Linked DNA regions of Homo sapiens: all the other regions are linked to region 1. Evidence: chromatin loops called from intact Hi-C (ENCODE). Cell type or tissue: dorsolateral prefrontal cortex. All regions are shown on one strand.

Region 1 (8,000 bases):
GGAAACCAGATCTGTGCACTTGGCGGTACTTTTGTCCAGAGTGCTGACAACCTTAGACCCATTACAGGAAGCTAGATCCTACTTTTGGAGCCAACAGCCATTTTTCCTTTTTCAGTTGGTTCTGATAGAATATGTGCAGAGTACCCACTGCCACAGAGTAGAGTGGTTAGCAGCCCAGGAAAGAAATAGAAATTGAATCAAATTCCCATTTCTGCCACTTACAAGTTCTGTGAACTTAGACAAGTTATTTAACTTCTTTAATGCAAATTTACTCATTTGCAAAATGAGGATAATAATATCTAATTCACAGGGCTGCAGTGAGGATTATGTGAGATAACATATATGAAATGCTTAGTGAAGTGTTGCTTACGTTGTAAGTGCTGAAAACCATTATCAGCCTTTAGCAGGGTCTTACCTAAGCTCTGGGGGAAAAGCTGGGTTTTCATGATGGCAATGAGGGCAAAGGCTATGTATGTAGTTACCACTAAATATTCTCACACGAAAAGAATATATAAATAGCTTCATCTGCTTTTTCTAGAACAGAGATTGGCAAACTTTTTCTATAAAGGTTCAGATGGTAAATATTTTAGGATCGTAGCTATATAATTTCTCTTGCAACTTTGTCATAGTAGCATGAAGGCAGCCATAGACAATATGTAAACAAAGGAGTGTGACTGTGTCCCCATAAAACTTTGTGTACAACCCAGGCAGCCAGCTGGACTTGATAGTTTGCCAACCTCTATTCTGGAATAGAAGCTGTTGTTTGATAAAGGACAATGGTCAATAATTCAAAGGAACAATAACCAGAATCACATCCTATTATTTTTCTGCATCTCTTTGTCCACCCCTCAACCCATACAATAGAATGTTTAGTTGATTTTAGTCACATAGAGGATTTGTAGCCTAAATTTCCAAAGGTACTACTAGTAAATAATGTACAGATTATGGACAGTAATAACATTTAACAGGCTAGATACAATTGGCTATATAGATGAAACAAAAAGGAAATTAAAACTTGGTTAAAAAACACATTTTGCACAGGAAAACTAGATAGTCTACATCATAGAGAATTATAAAATGAGCCATTGATTCTCCCGACTCTCTGGTGAGTATATTTTTAAAGTCCTAGAAAACTTAGAAGGCACAGTGAGAATTGGAAATTTTAACATCAAACACACACACACACACACACATAAATATTCAACTGATCTTCAAAAGAAGCATGACCTTAGAAATCACTGTAGGATAAATTCCAGCTGAGTCTCCACACACAAACCTGCTTCGTAAAAAGGAAAATGATCATGTTCAAATTCACTCTCATCGCTGACTGTGTTGGGTGAAAAAAAAGAGAACACAATGCTTTAGTTAGATATTTCAAAGTTAATCAATCAGCTAGTTTTTTTCAAAACAACCAGGTTTTTAAATTAGTTTAACTTTTCTTCAGTTTTCGAATCTGACCATTTGTGATATTGATATGCAAATCAGATCACATTCCCCTTCCCATGCCCTTCAATGGCTTCTCTTTGCTCTTGATGCTCTTGGGATAAAGACCAAACACACTATCTGTCCCACATGCTGTTCCTTGGTCCTCATGACTTCCCATTCCAGCTGCATCTTCAACCACACTCCTCCAGGCTCTTTAAACCTCAACGATGCTGGTCTTTTGTCATTTCCGCCAATGTTCCAATCTCTCCCTCACCTTGGTCTAACTCACCACCACTACCCCTCTGCCCCAAAATCACCACCACACACACGCTGTGTTAGTCTCATTAACTTCTGTACACTGTTTAGGCCTCTGTTCAAAACTTACTTCCTCAGGGAGCCTCTCCCAAGCCCCAGTCAACTGTGATAGAACCTGTCTCTAGCCTACAAGCTCTTATTATAGTTTTTCATTATACATTCATTAGGGTGATGATTTAATTAATGTCTGTTTTTCCCACTGGGCTATCCATCCCCCAAAGAGCAGGAAATGGGCCTCTATTTGAATGGCAGAGGACTCACCTCAGTGCCTGGAATGCAAGCAGAGCCATAATAAATAGAGATAATGGAGCGGTCGTCAGAAGGATATAGAATTAAAATGTAGCCATGAAAGGTCAAAACTGAATTTCTAAGGGATATTGTATATATTGCAGACAAAACATTGCCATTTTTCAAAATAATACAGATTTTCTTGCTTGTTCATTGCTCTTAACTCATTTTCTAGATTTAGTTTGGCAAACGTTTTCTATAAAGGTGCAGATGGTAAATATTTGGGGTTTGGGGGCTGTATGATTTCTGTTTCAGCTACTCAACACTGCCATTGTAGCACGTTGTGGAAACCAGAGACAGTACAGAAACATGAATGTGGTAGGGATCTAACAAAACAAGGGATTCTCAATTTCCATACTGTTGACATTTTTCCCCAATAATTCTTTGCTGCTGAGCTGTTATGTGCATTGCTGTATGATTAGCAGCATTCCTGACCTTGACCCATTAGATGCCAACAGTGCTCCCACCTCCACTAATGACAACCAAAAATATCCCTAGACATTGCCATAGGGGAGCAAAGTCATCCCAGTTAAAACCACTGCAATAAAATTTTATGAAAACAAGTGGCAAACTGGATTTGGCCTATGGACTGTAGTTTGCTCAATCCTGATCTGAAAGAAAGAAAAAGAAAACTAGGAAATTCCCTAATGGGTGCTATTTCTGGAAGGGCTATTAATTTATTTTCTAGCTTCTTGGATTTTCTTCATGGGGTATAGACCCTTTGAAGACTTTCTTTCTCAGAGGTGGGTAACCTCTTGGAGTATAATCATTGCAGCCCTCAGAGACAAGCAGGGGCAACTGGTTTAGACTGTATAGAATTTGTTTGGTCAAGTAAAGGATGCTGGCTCTGTTTATATGTGAGTTATTCCACCCATTTGGACCCCTGTAATCCCTTTGCTTACTTTGATTACTTTGATTAGTTTTTTGTTTTTTGTTTTTTTTTTAACTAGCTTCTAGCATAGTGTGCATTGCAAGGCAACTGAGAGCTGAAGGTAGAGTGACTAACGGCAGGGCTAATGTAGGTTAGCACTAGGTTAGATCCAGCTGTTGATCTAAGTCTGAGAGAGCTGGAAGTATGATCCTAGGAACCATTCTATTCCTTCCCACCTTAATTTTTTTTTTTTTTTCTTTTTGGAACTCAGGTACACAGACTTGGATTTATCATGGTCTTTGGATCATGATACCCTCTCATCACTGGTCTGGGCATGGCCCATTTTTGGCTTGTTTATATGTTTATGTTATAAATATCTGTGCCTGCCCTGCCACTCCCCCAACACAAAAAATAGAACATAGTCACTAACTGACCCGTCCCTAGATGTTCTATCTCTATCCTGTCCCTCTGTTTCCCCTCACCTGAGGCAACCATGTCCTGATGCTTATCTTCATCTTCCTACTTTACTTTGCAAGATGTTGGTTTTCTCATCTTTAAGGCGGGAAAGGGCAAAGTGACTGTCATCTCATCTTTTAAAGCTCCACCTTTATGGCTTTAATGCTGGCTTCATTTTCTCTGGCAATCCTCAGAAATTGTGCCACGCAAATATTTTACATCTCTAAAGAGGAGAAAAAAACCTAGGCAAGTCAATGTTGTGAGAGATACACACACAAAAACAGAGATTTCAGTTCATGTTGAAGATAGCTCATTGTGAGGTATCTTGCAGCCAAGGAATCTACAAGGTGCTAAGGCCATGAAGATGTGCTATATCAAAAAACGTTTTTCCTCTGCTAGCCAAATAGATTTATTATAAATATTGAGGCCTTTCCCCTTCCTTGGTCATTTCTCTACTTTAACATTAAAAGAGTTGTATCATTTACACAGCTCTGCTGAAGAGAGTTCAGTCTATTTGCCCCTGGGGCAGCAATGCTGGTATGGTAAACTTCAACACAGCGTGTAATGCATGGTCTAATTTTAAATTCTTCAAAATGCCGATTTATTTGACTTTTACCAGACCAGGAAGATAAGGCAGTCATGCTCCCATGCAGCTCGACATCTCTGTATGCTTGAAATTAAACCTCAGGGAAGAGGGGAACACAGGCCTGAGCACTGGGTATGAATAAAGGAGGCTGGTGCTGACATACAAGTGAAAGGGAAGATGTAAAAGAGAAGGAGACACTTGGGAGAAAACAATCCCTTGTGGGGAGGGAGGGGAGATGAATGTCATTAATAGCAATTTGCATCGCTATTGATTTAATGTGGGAGAAACTGAACTCTCCTGTAGCTGTCCCTGACATATTTGGGTGAGATTCTAGTGACCTCCAGTGGAGGTTCTCTAGAATTACCCTCATTGCCCCGGGACACTAAGACGTTAATTTCTGCACTTAACAAACCTGTCTCCCCTTACACATATTTTGTGCTCCCTTTACTATTTGAATTGAAAATAGCTTCTCAATGCATATAATTTTCAAATAATCTATAAAAATTCTAATTGTAATACAAAAGTTCAAAGTAATTTTTAAATAAAATAAATCAAATAAAAATAATGAATAAATATATACATAAAATAAAAGAAAATCTATATTCGAAGATATAAATGTTCACATCTGGGTGTTCTAGAAGACATAATTACTTGGAAACTTGCATCTAGTCCTAGACTCATCAAAAACCCAGAAATCCAGTAGGTGGAAATGTACTATATTGGCCTCAAGGGCCACCAGCAGCATTGCTATAGGTTAGGTAATTTTTTAAAATAAGTTAAAAAAAAATGGTAAAATTCCAAACTAGACAAAGACAGTCTTCCCTAGGAAACTTAAGGTATATTCAAATTTTGCAAAATGCCCCCCAGGCAATTATATAGAGGCTTTTCTCCTGTTCTAGTGAAGCTTTCCAAAACTGCTGGGGATGCTGCAGCAATTCTCTGTCACGCTGGACTTGCTGGACTGTCCTCTGTATTGTAGAATATTTACCAACCCTAGTCCTGCCCCACAGATAGTGATAGGACTTCTCATCGATGGAGTGATCAAAAACTCCCATGCAAATGACCAAAGAGCCTCTGGCGAAAGAACCACCCTGTGAAGCATTGCTGCCCGGGCCTTCCTCTGACAACACAGAGGGCCCTTCTACCCTATGGGGGTATTCCCCTGGGGCTGACTCCAGGACTTGGAACTATGGGGTCTTGACCTTTTCCTCCTAATTTGGGGAATTCTTGACACTGCAGACAGGGTGTTCCTGGGGGAGCTGGGAGGGGAGAGCAAAAAAGAGGCTTCAAACTGGTGAATGGTGGAGTAGGTGAGGTGAGCACAGCACTTCAACCTGACCACAGCAGCACGGGAGGTGGAATGCCAGGTTCTGAAGCCAGATCTCATTACCATGAGACTCCAGGGTTGTAGCTCTGCACCAGTGGCTCTCCTGGGTGTGTTATTTATCTTAAGTTCAAAGCGGGGCATAGTTGGCCTCACACTGCTAGGATTCTGATAATTTTTCCTTCAGGCTTTTGAGAGCGCAACTCTCTAATTCTTAGTTGCAAATGTTTCATGCCTAATAAAAACAAAATATACTCAACAGAGATTATTAATAACAGCACGATGATCCGAGAATAGATTTTGTTGTTTATTTGTTTGTTTATTTTTTGGGAATAGCGCAAATGTTCTACACTCTAAGCCAACATTCTCCAAACTGTATTTGAAGGGACGCTCACTTTACTGGGGCCAGTCATAGATATTTCTCTAAAAAAGAAGTGTTCTTTATTAAACAAGATCAGAAATGCTGGCTTAAATGACTTATACCAGGCATAAATTTCACAAACTCCGGTGTGCAAAAATGTAACTACTTTCTAAAATGGAACAAAAACTAACTTTTCAATTTAGTCCTATTTGGTGTCTTAGGAAAAAATACTAATACCAACAATGCAAGGGAGACTCCACTACAGCAAGTGACCTCTGTCAGTCTAGGGCTGTCCCCTTCACTCTTCTACTTCCTGTGGGTGACATAAAGTTAGGGTGGGGCCTACTTCTCCAGGCTTTGGCAGGGAGAGGGTGCCAGGTCTTCAGGCTCTGCGCTCCGGACATCCACTGCCAAGGGGATAGGTCTTGTCTGTTTTTGGCCTTAGCCTTCCACCCTGATGCCTTGGCCATAATCATCCCATCTCTTGGGGCCCTTTGGGTCTGCCAGCCCTCATTCAAATGCTCTTCCAAGGCCTTCTCCAGTGCACAGACATTTTAGCTTCTTTCCCTACACCACAAGCAGGTGTGAGAAGCTCCAGAACATTTCTAGGCTGGAAGCTTCCCCAAGCTACATTATGGAATTGAGGTCCTGGGTCCTCTGCTTTAGAACCCCCAAAGTTATCTGGATTTCTATCATTGCATCATGTGGCCCATTCCCCACCAGGGATGTTGGCCTGTGTGTTGATGGGCCAGAGGGCCCGTTCTCAGAAAAACTCTGTTAGTTGCTGAATCTAATATTCTTCCCGCAGGTTCAGAAAAAACATCAGCCTCCTCTATCCCTGAAGGGATTTTTATTTCCTCAGCCTGTGGCCTAAAATTGGCTTGGCAAATAGTCTTTGACCTTCCAAACCAACTAATTAGAACAATGGTTCAGACGATTTTGCCTTCCAGGGAACATGTGACAATGTTTGGAGACATTTTTTATTGTCACAGCTTGTTGGAGGGTGCTACTGGCCCCTAGTGGGTGAAGGCCAGGAGTGCTACTAAACATCCGACAATGTGCAGACCAGTCCCCAGTAACAAAGAATTCTCCTGCCCAGAGCATCGATAGTGCTGAGGCTGAGAAACTCTGAGTTGTTCTTATTATTTTTTTTTATATCAGAGAGAAAAGGAATCAATTCATTTTCTTAAATTTCTAGCCTAATTTTATGTTCTAGTCAATGACCATACTCCTTGCTGACTGCTGTTATTCAACAACCGTATTAACAATTTCCACTGGACCTTGGAAAACTGCAGACATAAGCAGTTCGGGTGAAGAGACTGGGTTTTTCTAATCTTCTAGATAATGTGCACCTGGATACTGATAAATGCCCTCCCCTCTGCTGTCTCTGCACATCCCTTCTGTAGAGGAGGATAGTGGAGGCAGGAAGGAGTAGCCTTTCTTGTCTTTGCAAAGCTCTCTGAAATTTGCAGCATCCCCACCTATGGGGAATCACTGGCTGCCTTCAAAGCAACCAGGTTTTTTGCTGAGAAGGAACTGGAGAGCGGCTGTGTTCCAAGGCTCACAGGCTCATCCTGGGCCCCTCTGAATTCAGAGCCACATCCTTCATGGTACCCTAGAGGGGCATCAATAAGCTACATGTTCCCCTCAACATGCCCAGTGGGTCCACAGATGCGTTCAACCTGTGATATGCAGAACTTGGGGGTTGACAGAAGGGTCTGGGGGCCTCACTCTTCAACCAGAGTTATAATTTCCAACTTTTGTCTTTTAGATCAAATTCAGTCTAAAGAAATAGTTCTGAAAGTATAAAGGAAGATGGAGACACAACCTATGAGAAAGGGATATGGGGTCAGTGTCTCAACGGGACACACTGCTGAGTGCTCAGGCTTCTGTCCCTTGAGCACACAGCACAGAGCAGATGGACATGTGTGTCACTTCCCTCTCAACCACTGGAGGTGAGTTGTAAGGAACTCCAGGGAGCCCTAAGGTGATAACAGTGCAGATGGTGGAGCTGGGAGATGCTCTAGGAACAAAGGAGGAGAACATTGCATCTACCAGAGAGTCTGCCCTATCCAACATCTATCCGCTGCCCAGTCCAGGACAAGATCTCCACCTGTAGCTAAGTTTGCTTTTTTGTCCTCCTCTCAGCAGCCCTGTGCATCTGCCATGCTGGTATCGGCTGTGGTGTGCAGAGGAAGAGAGAGGCTCCTGTCCTTGGGTACCCTCCTGCCAGCACCTGCTGCCTCTGTGGAGGGAGGGGGAGAACCGAGCCGTGTGGCAGCCATGGCTCCTAACATGCAGAGCACACTTGTATCACCAGGAACATCTGTCACAGCCATAACACATTTAGTCTGGTTGTTTTGTTTATACAACC
Region 2 (8,000 bases), 160 kb before region 1:
AAAGGCGGTGGGAATGATTTCAATGGCATGGACTCTGTTTCAAAACCCAGCCAGAGTCAGGTTTTGAGTCTCAAGTGAGAGAGAAGTTAGGGAGAAAAGCTGAAGAACTATGTTGGTAAAAGTCTGCTAGCCTCTAACTATGCCACTTCAGAATCTAAGGAACAAGAAGGGCCTTAGATTTAAGAGAGGGTCACTGGTCAGCCTCTCTCCACCCTCCCACTCATTTCTGGCTGGCACCAGCACAGGGTACCTGTGCCCACCAAAAGAGCCATCTCATGGAGAATAGCAGCAGCATGGATGGCAAGCAGGCTGGAGCAGGAAAGAGTTGTGTTCCCAAGCATATGTGAGACTCCAGGATCCTGCAAGACATGCCCCGAGGGACAGCTGAAATCCACAGGGAGCAAGTGGGGACTGGGATCTGTCACAATGTGTATAGTAATCTAATGTAGGTTTTTCAACCTTGGCACTTGTTGACATTTTTGAGTGGCCAATTCTTTATCATTGAGGGCTATCCCGTGCATTGTAGGAAGATTAGTAGCATTCCTGGCTTCTACCCACTAGATGACAGTAGTCCCAACTCATTTAGTTGTGACAACCGAAAAATGTCTCCAGATATTGTCAAATGTTCCCTGGGGTCAAAATCTCCCTAGGCAGAGAAGCACTGATATAATGGAATCACAACTACAATGACAGGTTAGTGAAAATTGGTGCATGATAACGGCTAACATTTAATGAGTCTTTGTAGTGTTCTGAGCTTTATGGTTTTAACTCATTTAATGCTTACAATAACTTCATGAGGTGGGTTCTATACTTATCTTCATTTTAAAGATGCGGAAATGAAAGCACAGAGAAGTTAAGTAACTCACCCAAGCTTACACAGCTGATAGGTGGCAGAGCAAGAATATGACCCCATGCAATCTGGCTATGGAGACTTTGCACTTAAGAAATGCAATAATATATTAACAATTATGGACCTTCTATGTGATTGCCATTGTTCTTTGTAGGTTTTTATTTTTGTATTTTTCTAATTTTTTTCCAATAAAAGAAGTAACCTTAATAATAAAAAAAACATTATTTAGCAAGTAATTTACTAAGAGCCAGTGTTGCAGGACACCTGTATGAGCCCGCTTGCATGGTGAGTATATCCCAGCAAGGAGTCCCATTGGGTGTCCTTGTGCACAATCCCAAGAAAAGACCAAGATGGCCAACATAATTTTACACTTGGACTGAAAAACAACAGTATAAAAGACAGACTTGGCAGGGTGTGTATTTTCTATGGTTTGCTGAGTTCAATCTTCATATCGTCTCTCCTAACTATGCAGTGAATGAATTCGTAGTCGTCCATGCTCCATGGCTCACCACCCGCAGGCACTCACCTGAAAGCAGGCAGAGGACAGCCTCTCACCTTCAGCAGCAATGGGCTCCTCTCTGCGTGGTTGCTGATGCTGTTCCTGGGTGGAGGGGCTGGTAGTGTGTGGGTGAATAGGCATGGAGGCTGAGGCTCTGGGAAACAAAGGGCTGAGCCCATAGGCTTGGACTGAATCTTGCCCATTTGTCAAGCGCTGGCTATGGGAGGCACTCGGGGTGATGATTCCTGCCAAGGCTGGGGCTGGCAGCTGAGCGCTTCGCAGAGCCTGCCTGTCAGTCACTGCTTACGCTCATCCCTTAATGGCTCTTCCCTTGTCATTTGCCTGGTGTCGCTTTTATCTTAAGTGAATTTAACAATGGTGAAAGGTGCCAGTCTGAGATCCCCAGAGAGGAGCTTTGCCGGAAGAGCAGTTAGAATGAAAGTTGCCTCCATCAAATTGCCTCCGCTGCCCCATCTCAGGAATAAGTAACCCCACGGCTGCAGGGGTACCCCGGAGGCCTGGCCAAGCCAGCCGAGCTCTTCCCACAGCTCAGCAGGCAGCCTTAAGGGAAGCCAGCTGCATGCAGGTCTGCAAAACTGGAGACATCTTGCAATTGCTTTTTTCTTAATTTCCACACCCAGAAGTATTTCAGGAGGAATTTAATCTCTATGTTTCTGGTTCATTTACAATAAACTTGTCACAGGATTCTTTCCAAAGAGCCATTTGGTGCCCAAGAGGACTTGTGAGCTTTTTAAACATATATCCATCTTAAAAAAAAAATCTTGAACTAACCAGGTTCAAAGCAATGTCTGAGCCACACATGAATAAGAGATGGTTTTAAATTTCAAATCCCGTTAAATTCCTAAGAGTGGTTTTGTGAGGCAGCCCATCTCACAAATCAATCAATGGCAGGTGAAAGCAAGTATCAGTTTACTGTCCCTGGGTTGGGAGTTGAAGTTAGGGTGTGAGATGGGTGAGCAGGAGAAGTAAGAATAGAGGAAGCAAGAAAATAGACTAGCCGAAGGCATAGTAACTCCAGTTACTACTTCCTACCTCTTACTATATACTAGGTACTATGCTAAGTTCTTACAACACTGTAGCAATTTTCAGATTACCAAGAAACTTTCCCTGTTTTATACATGAATAAACTTAAGTTTAGAAGTTAAGTAAGTTACTCAGTTCACGCAGCTAGTAACTGATGTATCCAGACTGAATTCAGCTCCTTCTGAATGCAAATCAGCAACATTGAAATGAGTGGGGAAAATGGAGGAAAGAAGAAGAAGCTCAGCCAGTTCTGGGTTCCACCCTTTGCCACCGCCCATCAGGGTTCTATAATGCCAGAGCCTCTTTTTCTGTTTCCATCCTCATCACCTCAGAAAGCATGGTGGGATGGAGGGCGAGTCTGGCTGATTCCAAGACATCTCATTGTGCAGACTACAGTTGCTCCATTTGAAGAGCTTGCTTTCATTGCAATTGCTGGACATCACCTCCTATTCACCTAGCAAATTAAGCTTGAGGTACAGCTAGGAAGAACTGAGCTCTGGCTTCTTGACCTTTGAGTGAAACCTGACTTTACTTCTGAAGGAAACTGGAGGCAAATGATTTCCTAGGCACTGAGGTCAGTTATTTCTGTGGACCTTGTATTTATTCATATTTATTTATTTTTTGTTTATTTATTTTTTGAGACAGAGTCTCACTCTGTCACCCAGGCTGGAGTTCAGCGGTGTGATCTCCACTCACTGCAGCCTCCACCTCCCGAGTTCGAGCAATTCTCTTGCCTCAGCCTTTGGAGGAGTAGCTGGGATTAGAAGTGTGAGCCACCATGCCCAGCTAATTTTTTTTTTTAAATATTTTTAGTAAAGACGAGGTTTCACCATGTTGGCCAGGCTGGTCTCGAACTCCTGACCTCAAGTGATCTGCCCACCTCAGCCTCCCAAAATGTTGGCATTACAGGCATGAGCCACCATGCCCAGCCAATTTTTAAGACAAAATTTATTTGTATGTTCTGAAGATTTAAAAAAGAAACAGGGGTGTGTGTGTGTGTCTGTGTGTGTGTGTGTAAGATATCTGTGAGAACAGAGGACAGTTTTCTGCTCTACCAAGACCTGAGTTTGCTTATCACAGTTGCACAACAGTTTATTTGAGGCCTTACTTCCCTTGCTATGTAGTTCATGAAGTGCTGAGGACCTCTGATGGTAGGACTGTTGTATTTGACATTATGTATGCCACACGGAGAAACAAACTATCAGATGCATTTATTTTGATTGTCTTTTTATCTGGCACCACTGCCTTCTGTGCAGTTTATAAACATGAGCATAGATCTCTCCAAGCATGAAGGCCACTTGCAGGCTGCCCAGTGCTTATTTCTCATCTATTTAAATATGGATGGACACTGTGCTCATCCTTTTCTTTAATTAAGGGCTTTCCATTGAATCAGTAAGTGTAAAACTCCCAAAAGAGAGGATGAAAAGCGCTCATATGAAAGCAACCCACTGAATAGGATATGAGAGGACCTTGGCCACAAGGCCTGCCACTGTAGAAGGAAGTAGCTCATAGGTCCAGGCCTGAGCAAAGAGAAGCTTGAGGTGATGAGAAAATGTGAAATGAAGCCCAAGACAGGGGCTTTCCCTGGGTCTCCAAGGTTTATAAATACTTCTGGATGCAAAGGCATGGAAGATGACATACCTCTATCCACGCTCAGGAGATGATGTTGGTAACAGATGTAAAAAGGATTGGAGAACTATAAGGAGAGGGGAAAATGCCAATTTCAAGAGGCAGCAGCTCCTTGAAACACCTGGGATAGCCGAGTCCAGACTTGATTGGTCTCCCTCTACTGTCAGCTCCTCTGGCAACCATGGTCGACCCCATAAAAGGCAGTACTTCACCACAATCAGGTTAGTATTGACTTTTCCGGCTTCATGTAACCCTGTGTTTCCACATATCATTCCCTTCTCGAAACCTCCAAAGGTTTCCCCTTACCTGCACAATGAGCTCCAAACTCATTTCCTCAGCCTCAAAACTCTTTGCCACTTTTACTTTCAATATTTCCTCAACAATGTGCACAATGAATGCTTTACCCTATTAAACCTGATCCATTTGTCACTTAGGAGACCCTCTGTCCCAGTTTTCCCAGAACACGGGATTGTTGATGCTAGAACCAGGAAGTCCAAGGCAAACTGGGATGAGGAGGTTGCCTATCTAAGCCACCCCTGGATGAACACATTTGAATTGCTCTGCTTCCATACCTCTCATGCTTCTCCCCAGCTTAGAATGCCACCTGGTATTTTCTCTACCTGTTAGAATTTATTCATCTGCTAAGGTCCACATCAAATTCTATCTCCGGGGGGAAGCTTTTGCAGATCCCCCACCGTGACAATCCATTTCTCTTTCCTTGGAGATCCCAGTAGCTCTGGTTGTCTGGGGGACTGTAAGAGGAAGGAATTGAGTAGAGTGGTTGGGAACATGAATTTAGGAGGTAGACAGATGTGAGTCTGAAATGTGATTGTGATCATTGCTGATTGAATGCAAGTCATTTAGCCTCTCTGTGCCTGGACTTTCTCGTGGTTAATTGTGGTGGGACATGTAACTATAATACCTAGCTTTTTGGGAGGTTGTGAAGATGAAATGAAATCATATATATAGCACCTGCCTCATGTGGCATATTGATATATACAATGTTACTGTTCTTTGGTTCCTTTATTCAGTGAATATTTGTTGAGTGCCTTATATATGCTGGGCCCTGTTCCATGAAACTGAATCAAACAGATTAAAAAAAAATGCCCTCAAGGAGCTTAGATACTAGTGGGGAGTGGGGGAGACATAAATGTAAACTATAAACTGTGGCAGATGGTGATAAATGCTAGAAAAATAAAGCAGCAAAAGGGAGATAGTGAAGGTTTTATATAAGGTAGAGAGAGAGAGAGCCTTAAGCAAAGACCTAACAAACGTGAGGGGTTGAGCCATGTGGATATCTTGAGCAAATAGGCTTCCAGGTAGAAGGGACAACAAGCACAAGGTACTGAGAAAGACTGTGCTGGAGATTTTGGGATAATATGACTGGAGCAGAAGGAAAAAGAAATGTGGTAGGGAATGAAATCAGAGGTAGTAGGAAGGGCAGTCCATGGAGGACTGTGGAGGTAACCAAAGTACTGTGGCTTATTCCTTGCACAAGAAAGCATGACCCTGAAAGTGTTTTGGACAGAGAAATCCCATTTTCCGACTCCTCATTTTAAGAGTCGTTCTTACACTGGGTTGAGGATAGACTATAATTGCGGGCAAAGGCAGAAACAGGAAGACCTGTCAGGAGACTGTTGTTGTAAAACTGGGTGAGAGAGGAAGATGACTTAGGCAAGGGTGCAAGAAGTGAAGGTTATGAGAGTGGTTAGATTTTGGCTCTTTTGGGGGGTAAATCTTGGCTTTTTTTGGAGGTAGATTCAACAGGACTTACTAACAGAGAGTAGCCTGACTCCACTCAGGAATGACTCAAAGGCTTCTCTAAAGAAGGATAGCATCACTTGTCAACTGAGATGAAGACTGGGGATGTGCAGGCCGGAAAAGAGTTTAGCTTTGGAGATGTTACGTGCGTGATTTCTTTTAAACATCCATATGGAGTTGTTGAACCATGTTAACCAGGCAAATCTTCCTTTAAAAAAATAAATCTCAGGCTTATTTAGTAGTTCAAGAGGAGGGCAGAGATTAGTGGGGGATAACTAAAGCCCTTCCCTGAGACCTCCCCTAGGTACTACTACCACTACTCAACCAGAAGCTCAGATTCACCATCTTATCCTTTTTTTCTGAATCTCCCTCAGTTCTTAGAACAGGACTGGGCCCAATAAATTTCTGATTTGTATTGTCTAGTGACAACAGAACTGTAGAGCAGGAACTTTGGGTTTCAGGAGCTCTTTTAAAACAGAACCTTTGTGCTTCTAAGGCCTTTTCATAAAAGAACCCTGCCCTCCACGTGGAAGCTTTCTGAAGGCACCCAGCATATTCCATAGTCCTGCGTGAACCTTAGTGAACACTCAGGTAGGCAATGCTTGGTGGCAGACAACTTCACTCTTCCAGGTTCCCCAGAAACAAGAGAATAAAAGGCAGAAGATGAATGGCCTTTGCCTCTGAAACAGCTGCTACTGCTCCCACAACTGCATGGCCAGTTGATTTAGAGATTTGTGAAGAGAGCCTCTGAGCCCCTCACTTCTGCCAAGTGAATTGCCAGGAGCATCCCATGGCAGGAGTTATCGTTCTACTCCAGGTGCTGCAGGACAAATGCCCTGGAGTTGGAAGATGAAATACCCTTGCTCCTAGAGGAAGCTGCAGGCACGACCTGGGCACACATGTGAAGATGAAGGTTATCCTGCCCTGAATAGCCAGCAACTTGGAGCTAAGTCAATAACACTCATCAAAGACTAATTCCAGAGGGAGGCACCTAGGACTTGCTGTTGCTGAAAGACTGATAATATTGCTAACTCTCCCTCATTTATGTCAATGAGGTGGAGGTGGGCACCATGGAATAGTTGCTCCAAACAATACATAATCCAGAAACTAAAGCCATTTCCCTTAATTGTGAATGATATACTGATCTTTTTGCCTTGTTCAGGCCACACTTTGCAGATATTCCAGGTACCAACTGATATGCCATAGTCCCATTCCCCTCCCACTCCTCCACTTCCAAAATAATTGTTCTAGAAAAATATTTCTAGGATCAAACAAATTTGGCAAATTCTGGGTTAACAAACTGCAATAGGTTTCTTTGTGCAGGATTTCTCAAAGCTTTAACGCGCAAATACACACTGAAATTTTCCAAAGGGAAAGAACATGTGCAGTAATATTTGAGCAGAAGGACCTGTTTACCAGAAGTTCCTATTAAGGCAAGTGTTCCCCTAATCACACTTTGGGAAATGCTTCCTTAGGCTAACATGAAAATGGTTTTCATTCTCTGAGACTAAATGATGCTTGGGGAAAGGGCCCAGGAGCAGGCTGAGGACTGGATTTTTTCAAGTGCCAGGAGATTTAAAAAGAAAGGAAAAGGCAGAGAGAACTAATCAGTCCAGGAGCATGAGGGGGCCGTCGATTCTCCTGCCTGGCCTTTACTGACTCACTAGCTTCTGGCTGAGGGATCTGGCTCTATGAGAAGGGCTTTGCCTTCAGAAGTTACAAACAGGCATTTGCTTTAAGACCTGGCTGGCATTATGCAGTGTTAAAGGAAGGAAAAACTGAATGAACACCAAAAAATTTCACCCAAGGCTACTTTTAAGGGGGAGGGCCTATCAAAATTTACATACTCAAAAGGCTTCTCTTAACACAACCCTCAGACCACAATCCTTGCTGCAAAATTTTGGCCAATATTTTCATGTAATGAGAAAATCAGAGAAGTTAATAGGAAGTATAGGGGGTTTCAATCTAACCTACTCTATCCGTCATTTCCTCTGCAATATATGGAAAAGCCATCCTGTTGCTATTTGAACACCTCCACTGGTTGGGGGTCTCACCACCTCCTAAAGCAGCTTGGTCCATTGTCAGACAGCTCTAAGTGCATGGATCTAGTACAGTAAACTTTACTCCTGACTAACATGATCCCAAATTTCCAGCATTCTCAGTGCTTGCTGCTTTGAGCATGGTATGTGCTAGCCTCTTCCAGTGAGTAATGCAGAG
Region 3 (8,000 bases), 1.3 Mb before region 1:
TATCCTGAAGGACATTCAGTTAGGTGGGAAAAAAATGTTTATAATTTTCTGTGCCTAGAACTTAACTCCATTTCCCATATAAACATATAATCGTTTAATACACACTGAATTTCCTAGGAGTATACCTACTTCCAGGTCCTACTTTTTTTTAATTAAAAAAATTGTACTTCATTATGTATTATTTTTGTATCTTTAGAGTTGTTCACCATTTCAGCAAAAACCAAAACAAAACTTACAATCTCCAGCAATGCTGTCTGTGGTGTTTAAGTCACCAATATAAGGCACTGTGTCAGTCCACATTTGTGTCACATTCATCCTGGTTCATGTGTAGGTATAAGCATCTTACTACTTTATTTCATTTTCTATTGTAGGTACGCCTGAGCATTTACGTATTGCATTATATATTATTTAAACTTAATTAATTTAAATAAAACTTTTTTCTCTTTTTTATATTTAAGATAATTTTAAAGTACTTATAAAGTATTTGTATATTTATAAATTTCAGGATAGTAAAGAGAGCTTTGTAAAATATTCAGTGTAAAATGGAGTGCTTAGTCAAATAAGGTTAAAAACCTCTACTGTAGAAGAAAAAAAAAGAAACTGAGGGACAATGAATTACTTCTTCCAAAAGGAGCATGACAAGTCAAACTAGGGAGACAAAAATTATGGGTGAATTTAAAAATCATAAAATATGTACCAGTAGAAGCTAGGATACAGAAAAAGTATACAGTAAGTATACAAGAAGTCAGTTGTTTGTACAAAAATAATGAAGTTGATACATGGAAAGTAGTCCAGCCTTGTCCAAAGTGGAACACCACAGGGTACCCTCTTGAAGTCCTGCTGCTGTTGTCTATGAGGATGCCTGAATCCAAATTGATTCCCAGGTCCAGTTTTCCTATGGGCCAGCTATATTCGAATTCCCACTTTTCATAATAGCTAACCCTACAAATCTAATTTGTTTTCTGCTCCTACTGCCTGCTACTTCAGCTTTCCCTGGGTTCCTTTGGACCTGGGGTTACTCTAGGGTGTCTGCATGCAACCAGCAGAGCATAACATCAATGAAGACTAAAAAGGAGAAAGAGTGGGAAGGTCCTCCTGTTGGAGAGCCAGAGCCTAGACAGAGTGCTGAAGAAAATGATCAGAATGAAGAATGAGAGAAAGGAATGTGGTTTGAATTAGTGAGAAAGAAGATGCAATACTGATCTTTCATGCTATTTCTATCTCATTTAAATTTTAATTATTTATAGTTATTGATTTCTTAGCTCCTCACCCATCCCTCTAGTTTCCTCTACCTCTCTTCTTAGGGTTTACTTATGAAATTCCCCGTTATATTTTACTCCAAATGCCACACAATTTCAGAAGTGGAGCTTCTTCTCCTTTCTCTTCAGGCACCCGGGAGGGGTTAATTTAGTTAATTCTGATTACTTGAAACACTGTCTATGCCTGGATGTTCCAAAGATATGGAATCTGGATCATTTATTCTCTTATCAAATCTCTACTGTGTGCTAAAAAACTGTTTTGATAAGCAAAATAGAAAGAAGCATACATCTCAGTCCTTCACTTCAGATGGCTCATAGTGGAGAAGAGACAGATATTCTGATCAAGTTTTGCCATTAAAATACAAATTATATATTACAAGGTACTACAGGATCACAGGTAAAAGTGGTACTGCTAACTTTGCCTGGAAGAACTGGACAAAAAGAAAGCATTTGGAATAAATTTATATTATGAGCCACAGTTTACAAGATAAAGAGAAAATTTTAAAAAATGCATAGAACAAGAGACATGGAATAAAAATATTGTCTATACTTAGGTGTGGCAAATTAATAAATGAACTTAGAGTATCTGAGGGTAGATGGGAGAGGGCACCAGAATGGAAAGAATTGAGGGCATGAAAAGGAAGGTTGATATAAAGCTAGGGTAAGACAGTCACTATATTCTTGGCTAAGAAGTTTGAACTTCATACGTTTATTCATCCATTGTTTGTTAATAATGGTAACAGCAATGCATATCACTTAAAAGGGTCATTAAATGCTAGGCCCTTTGTTAAGTAATATTATAATTTTCCTAGTAATCTAAGCAATATACTCAAAACTGGTGAGTTTCAGGTGCCAATATGATATTTACATGGAAGTAACTATCTGGCAGTTGGAAGTATGAAGCTAGGGCAATGGAGTGAGATCAGAGCTAACTGTTGAGACTGGCAAGCTATTGGCATCTGGGTCCTGGTTGAAGTTATCGCAAGCCAAAAAGAAGGCAAAGGAAAATGCCAGTAGAGCATGAGTAGACGAAGAAGCCACCATGAAATAAATTAGAAGTAGTTGTAAAGAAAGAATCAGGATGAATGGGGTTCCAAAGCTAAAATACGAAAGATATTAAGAAGGAAGCCCTTACTAAGCCCATACTCTGCTGAGAAACTTAGTAAGTCGAGATTAAAATATATCCACTGCATATGGACACTTTACCCTTTCCTTCATCCAGAAATTAGCTGAAAATTTTAGGAGAAACTCAAATCCAGAAAGCCTATGGATACTAAGTCTAGCCTGAAAATATCTCTTTATAGAGATCAGGACCAATGCTCTGAAAATATTTCCAAATCCCATATTTAAAGAAAATTTTCCCCAAGTGTGGGTTGATGCACCCTAGGATTTGGAGGTGTCATAACAAAATTACTGCATTTTTGAATTTTGCACTAATAGAAAAAACTTGGATCAGAAAACAGCTTTATCACTGAAATGAGTAGAGTGGTCATTGGAAATTACTTGTCTTTCTGAGCCTCAGTTTCCTCACCCATAAAAGAGGGGAAAATATACCAATATCGTAAGGTTGTAGGTGAGGATGTAATGAGATAATTGGATGTAAAGCACTTAATCTGGTATGTAGTGGGGGCTCAATAAATAATAGCTACTATTATTATGCTGGGCTGCTATGTGATGAGAACCCTGCCATTGCCTGACTTTTCATTAACCATGCAACACTAGGGAGTTTTTGGCAGCAACCACAAAGCAGTTTGTTGGCACACAACCTTTCAATTATCTGCACTACTGATCCCCTCCATTAGCATGGATAAGAGAAAGTGTACAGCACAGATAAGCCAGAGGGAGGAAGGAAAAAAACAGTGCAGCCATATATCTATATAAATCCCTATTAGGATTTAGGAGCAGTTCCTCATGGCTACAGATTTATATCTTCAAAGAGAGGAATCCAAGTTCTTCTTTATATGAGTTCTTTAACTTGACCTTAATGAATGTTAGCTCTTCTTTGTTGTTGCTTTATTTTTACAAAACAAATATCCATTTAAGAAATTATACCAGGAGGTTTTTTTCTATGTGTTGTAATGTTTTATCTCTGATTCTTTTTCCAATGTTGTGCCTCTCCTTAGCCATGGTAAGAATGATTCAACTTATTTGTGAGTCAATGGAACAATAATAAAAGTCCCACCTTATCTATCACTGAACTCTTAGGTTTTGAAATACAGATACAACTTTTTTTTTTTTCTTCCACAAGGCTAAAGAGGTTTTACTTAAAGATGATATAAATTTATAGGTTTTATTTTTGGCCACTGGAGGGCTCTCATATTTTTCCACTAATGAAATAGAAGCATGACTAAAAACTGAAAATGTAAGATAAATGTTTAAAGTGAGTGATCTTATGGTTTGTGCCAAAAACTAGATGAGATGAAATTTAGGGACAAGCGACTCTGATGCTTTAGAGCAGTGATTTGGATACTTAGGGCAGTTGCTGAGTCACTACCAGTAACTTTCAATGGAGGTCCTGAGAAATGACAAGGATAACTAATCCTTTTTTGGAAGGCCTCCTTTTCGTCTTATTCCTAAACTCTATTTACCACCAGAATCTCTCCTTATCAATGACTTTCCCTAATCATTATACCATATTTGTGCCCCCTGGCCTCTCTTATGAACTCTAGCAGTAATCCTCCTACATAGCCTTTGGTGCTGATCTGTGTTTCTGGATCTGCTCGGGTCAATCATATAGTGCTGTATACTTGTGTTGTGATGTCAGACTTTCTAGAAATGGTCAGGTTTGTACACAAAGGAAGGCAGTCAGCAGTTTGGATTACAGTGACCACATGGATATAGTGATCTTAGGTCTGATCTCAACTGTTGTGGATACTCAACAAATAGGTAAGAATTGCTGCAGGTATTTTTGGAAATAGTAATATTCCATCGGAAAAGCAATATAATTGTCTATTTGACCTCCTATAGGAGGTCTACCTGGCCTGAAACAGTACTCCCAAGCAGCAGCTACAGGTGGGGACAAAGTCTGGCTCTTTGGTGAAACATGTGGGAAGACCCATGGCATCATCATTCAAGCAAGCTAGGGTGTCAGGGGAGGGTTGAACAAGTAAATCATGATGGAAAGGTTTAAGATATGCAAACATCTTGGGTGTTAGTGGAGAAAGCTTCAGCTTAGAAGATACACAAGTATCCAGAGATTCACCTGTGATGATCAAATACCCAGCCTGGAGCAACATGAGTAATTCCAGATCCCACCTGTGGGAACAAGCTACTGAATTCATTGTTAGTGTACTATAGGCCAAAGTCTACAGGAACTATTAGAAATTATAGGCCAAAAGTCTCCAAAACCAGCATTTGAGGAGAGTTGGCACAGGTAGTCTGAAAGTCCTCCCTGGTGACTAGGCTTTTTTTTTTTCTGTTTTTCTTTCTTTATTTCTTTTTTAAAGATATCGTGAATTCAATCTCTTGAGAGTCCTGCCTATTTTATTCTGTCTCACTGACTTTGAACTTTAGTGCATAAATAATACTCATATTGATCCTAGAGTTTCTTTCTGTATGTGATTTTGCTCTTGTTTTTCTTTGCCTATCAAAGACAAGATTGTTGAAATGTTCCATTCTTTATGTGTAAAGTTTAACTCTTTCATAACCCCTTCTACTTCACTTAAAAATAGACACTATGATCATTATCAGTCTCTAGAGTATATACTGAAGTAGGTTTTTTAAAATTTGTATTTTGTTTTTAATTGATACATAATAATTGTACATACTTACAGGGTACAGTATGATGTTTATAATACCTATATACATTGTATAATGATAAAATCAGTATCATTAGTATGTCTATCACTTCAAACATTAACAATTTATTCATGGTAAGAGTATTCAAAATCTTCTCTTCTAGCTATTTTGGATTATACAATGCATTATTGTTAACTATAGTCACCCTACTGTGCAAAAAACCATCAGAACATATTTCTCTTATGTAACTATAACTTCCTACCCATTGAGTAACCTCTTCTTATCATCCCCCCATTCCTCACCCTCCAACCTCTGGTAATCACTATTCTACTCTCTACTTCTATAAGATCAACTTTTTTAGATTTCACATAGGAGTGAGATCATGCAGTATCTACCCTAGAAGTGGTTTCTTTAAAGTTGCCTTTCATTAGTTAATAATAATAATGTATCAGTATTGGACTATTCATTGTGACAAACATATCATAGTAGTGTAAGATATGCAAGATGAAAATAATAGAGAAAACTGGTATGTGCAGGGGGAATGTATATGAACTCTCTGTAATATCTCCTCATTTTTTTTTTTGGTAAGTCGAAAATTTTCAAAATAGAAATAATTAAAGCAGAAAAAGCAGCTGGCTATTCACTTAATATAACCCCAGTCAGTTAGGGCTAAAGGGTGAATCATGTAGGAATCTTGTCAGGGCTGCAGAGATAAGCCCTTAGAGCTTCCTAAGTTCACAGAGGCTGTGTTGGGCAGCAGTCCTGGGACTAGAGGGATGAACTATTTGGGATATTTGAGATATTTCTATTATTTGGGATATTTCTATTATAAGCCTAGTAGATTCCCATTTGGATCACTAGCCTCTTCCTGCTGCTGCCTCCCCAAAGACATCATTCTCAGGAAGCACCATCCTGCCCTATTTCACTCCAGAGCCCTGAACTGAAATCAGTTCAAAGCAGCTTCCATTATCCTTGCTTTTTAAATTTCTCATGACTTTATCTCTTGATCCCAGACATGACCTTTTATTTTTACTGGCCTGTCTCTTTGCTGAATTTTCAACTCTGGCCCAGTTTCTGCTGCTTCATTTCATCCTAACCCTTCTTTGGGCAGAAATATCTACCCCCATATTCCTTTTAGACTGTTGGTTTTCTGCTTCTTCATTTCATTCTACCTACCCTTTGGCCAGAAATACCTACCCCAATACCCTCTCAAATTGTTAATTTTTGGCAAAAGATTACTTTTAGACTGTTGGTTTTTTGATGATGATGAATATCACAACACTGTTTAAAGACAAATGACTTTATACTTAAAAGTGGAAGAGTCAGAGCTGGTGCTGAGTTGTTTTTCTTTTGAGAAACCTCTATTTCTGACACCTCCTCCTCTACTAGGAGCTGAATGTTACCTTGTGTGTCTATGTATTCAGGAACCAATGATGTTGACCCATTAGATTTGCCTCCTAATTTGTACCTAACTCTTCCTCTCCACTTCACTATTGAAAATATTTTCAATTACAGCCTAATTTCTTTTTCTTTTGAATTTTTTCTTTGGTCAATGCCCTATGCATATTATTTTTAATTGATATCCAGTTATTCTGGGCACATGAGGGACTTATAATTTCCTACTTCCTTGAAGCTAGGCATGGCCAGGTAACTTGCTTCAGCCAATAAAATGTGAATAGAAGGGATACATGTCACTTTCTTGTAGGAACATTTATTTGCCAGTGTATGAGTCTTCTAGCTTCTCTTCTGCTGTGGTGATCATGGGAACATGTGTTGATATGGAGGTGCCATAAGATCAGAGCAGCCTAGAGTACTGACTCAACACGTGGAGGACAGCTGCCCTGGAGAGTTGCCCAGACATGCAAGGGAATTTGTATGAATGAGTAAGTTTTGTTGTGTTAAAAAATAATGAAGATTGTGGGAATGTTTTTACTACTGCATAGCCTAGAATATCTTGACTATTATTGTTGAAAAGTAATCTCAAGTGTATAATACATTGTGAGTAATTGATGATATCTGAGGGTATTACCTCTTCCAGAGTATTTCCATTGTGATAGGTGACCCCAGGGAATAAGATATCTTAACTGAGAGGAATGAACTACCTATGATGGAGTGGAAGACCCTTGGGCAAATTAGAGAAGATGACATTTTGAGATAAAGCAATCTTTCTTTGTTCTCTAATCATACCATGATGTTGTCTGGCCAGATTCTTTTTCAAATACACATTTTAGGAAGTATAATTTGTGACAAATGCAGAAGCTGTGAGATCTAGCCTCTTGTAATACGATGCCTCTTCTAACCCGTTCTGAATACGTGATGTTGTAGGTCACTCATTGGGTCCTCAAAGTACCTAGTGTCTAATTTTTACACAGCTTGGAATGTCCTCTTTTGTGATTAATAATAATAATTCCTTTCTATTTTTTTCTGGCTATGATCCAGGCTTTAATATATGTTTTTGCTATTCTGTTCAACTACCCTGTGAGGTATTACTTCCAAAGGTACATGGTTATGAAGTGATAGAAGCATGAATTGAACTCAGATCCTCTTGAGAGTATATGTTCATTTCACCATGAGGTCTTTCTTCTCTCTCCTTAGGTGGAACTCACATTTCTTCCAATTTAAGCTGCACCTCCTCAGTGATGTGGCCCCCCTAATAGTCCTCTACACAGTGACCCCTCCTCCTTTGGAATCGTTATTGTCATTTGGAACCATAGTAGCTTGTCTCCAAAGATGGCCTTCCAGTAACTCATGCTTCCTGATGATCAGGCCCTAAATAGGTTGTCCTTGTGACTTCCATCTTGACCCATAGAATGTGGTGGAAGTAGCATTGGATGACGTCCAAGGTTAGTTCATAAAAAGCCTTGTGGATTCTTCCTCAGCCTCTAGAAACACTTGCTCTTGGAGCGTATGCTTTGAGGAAATCCAAATGTCATATGAGATGCCTGAGACCACCTATCTCAGACTATTGTGGGAGAGACTACTGTGCTGTGAAGAAGTACAAAG

The links. Peaks named below come from ENCODE experiments on the same cell type or tissue, not always from the same donor. Only the 100,000 strongest peaks of a DNase experiment are listed, where the experiment ranks them.
Region 2: it touches region 1 in a loop (2.7-fold over the local background); 4 of 110 quality-filtered maps call a loop at or near these places.
Region 3: it touches region 1 in a loop (6-fold over the local background); 6 of 110 quality-filtered maps call a loop at or near these places.

The regions. Positions count from the first base shown.
Region 1 is chr1:165,069,315-165,077,314 of GRCh38, forward strand. No RefSeq gene overlaps it. Among named protein-coding and RNA genes, the nearest start is that of LMX1A-AS2, 130 kb to the right of the region's middle. In dorsolateral prefrontal cortex, CTCF peaks have their summits at 4,287 (motif pointing left), 4,489, 6,634 (motif pointing left) and 6,834; a DNase peak (open chromatin) is centred at 707; H3K27ac peaks cover 4,281 bases.
Region 2 is chr1:164,910,900-164,918,899 of GRCh38, forward strand. It overlaps LOC107985451 (a long non-coding RNA gene), which reads right to left and starts at 1,476. Exons shown (of 3, transcript XR_001737807.2): 1 at 1,377-1,476. RefSeq lists a silencer at 3,333-3,627. In dorsolateral prefrontal cortex, a CTCF peak has its summit at 3,550; no DNase peak of the experiment used is centred here.
Region 3 is chr1:163,817,392-163,825,391 of GRCh38, forward strand. LOC124904447 (a long non-coding RNA gene) reads left to right here. Exons shown (of 2, transcript XR_007066704.1): 2 at 7,593-8,000. Among named protein-coding and RNA genes, the nearest start is that of NUF2, 500 kb to the left of the region's middle. In dorsolateral prefrontal cortex, CTCF peaks have their summits at 3,567 (motif pointing right) and 3,769; no DNase peak of the experiment used is centred here.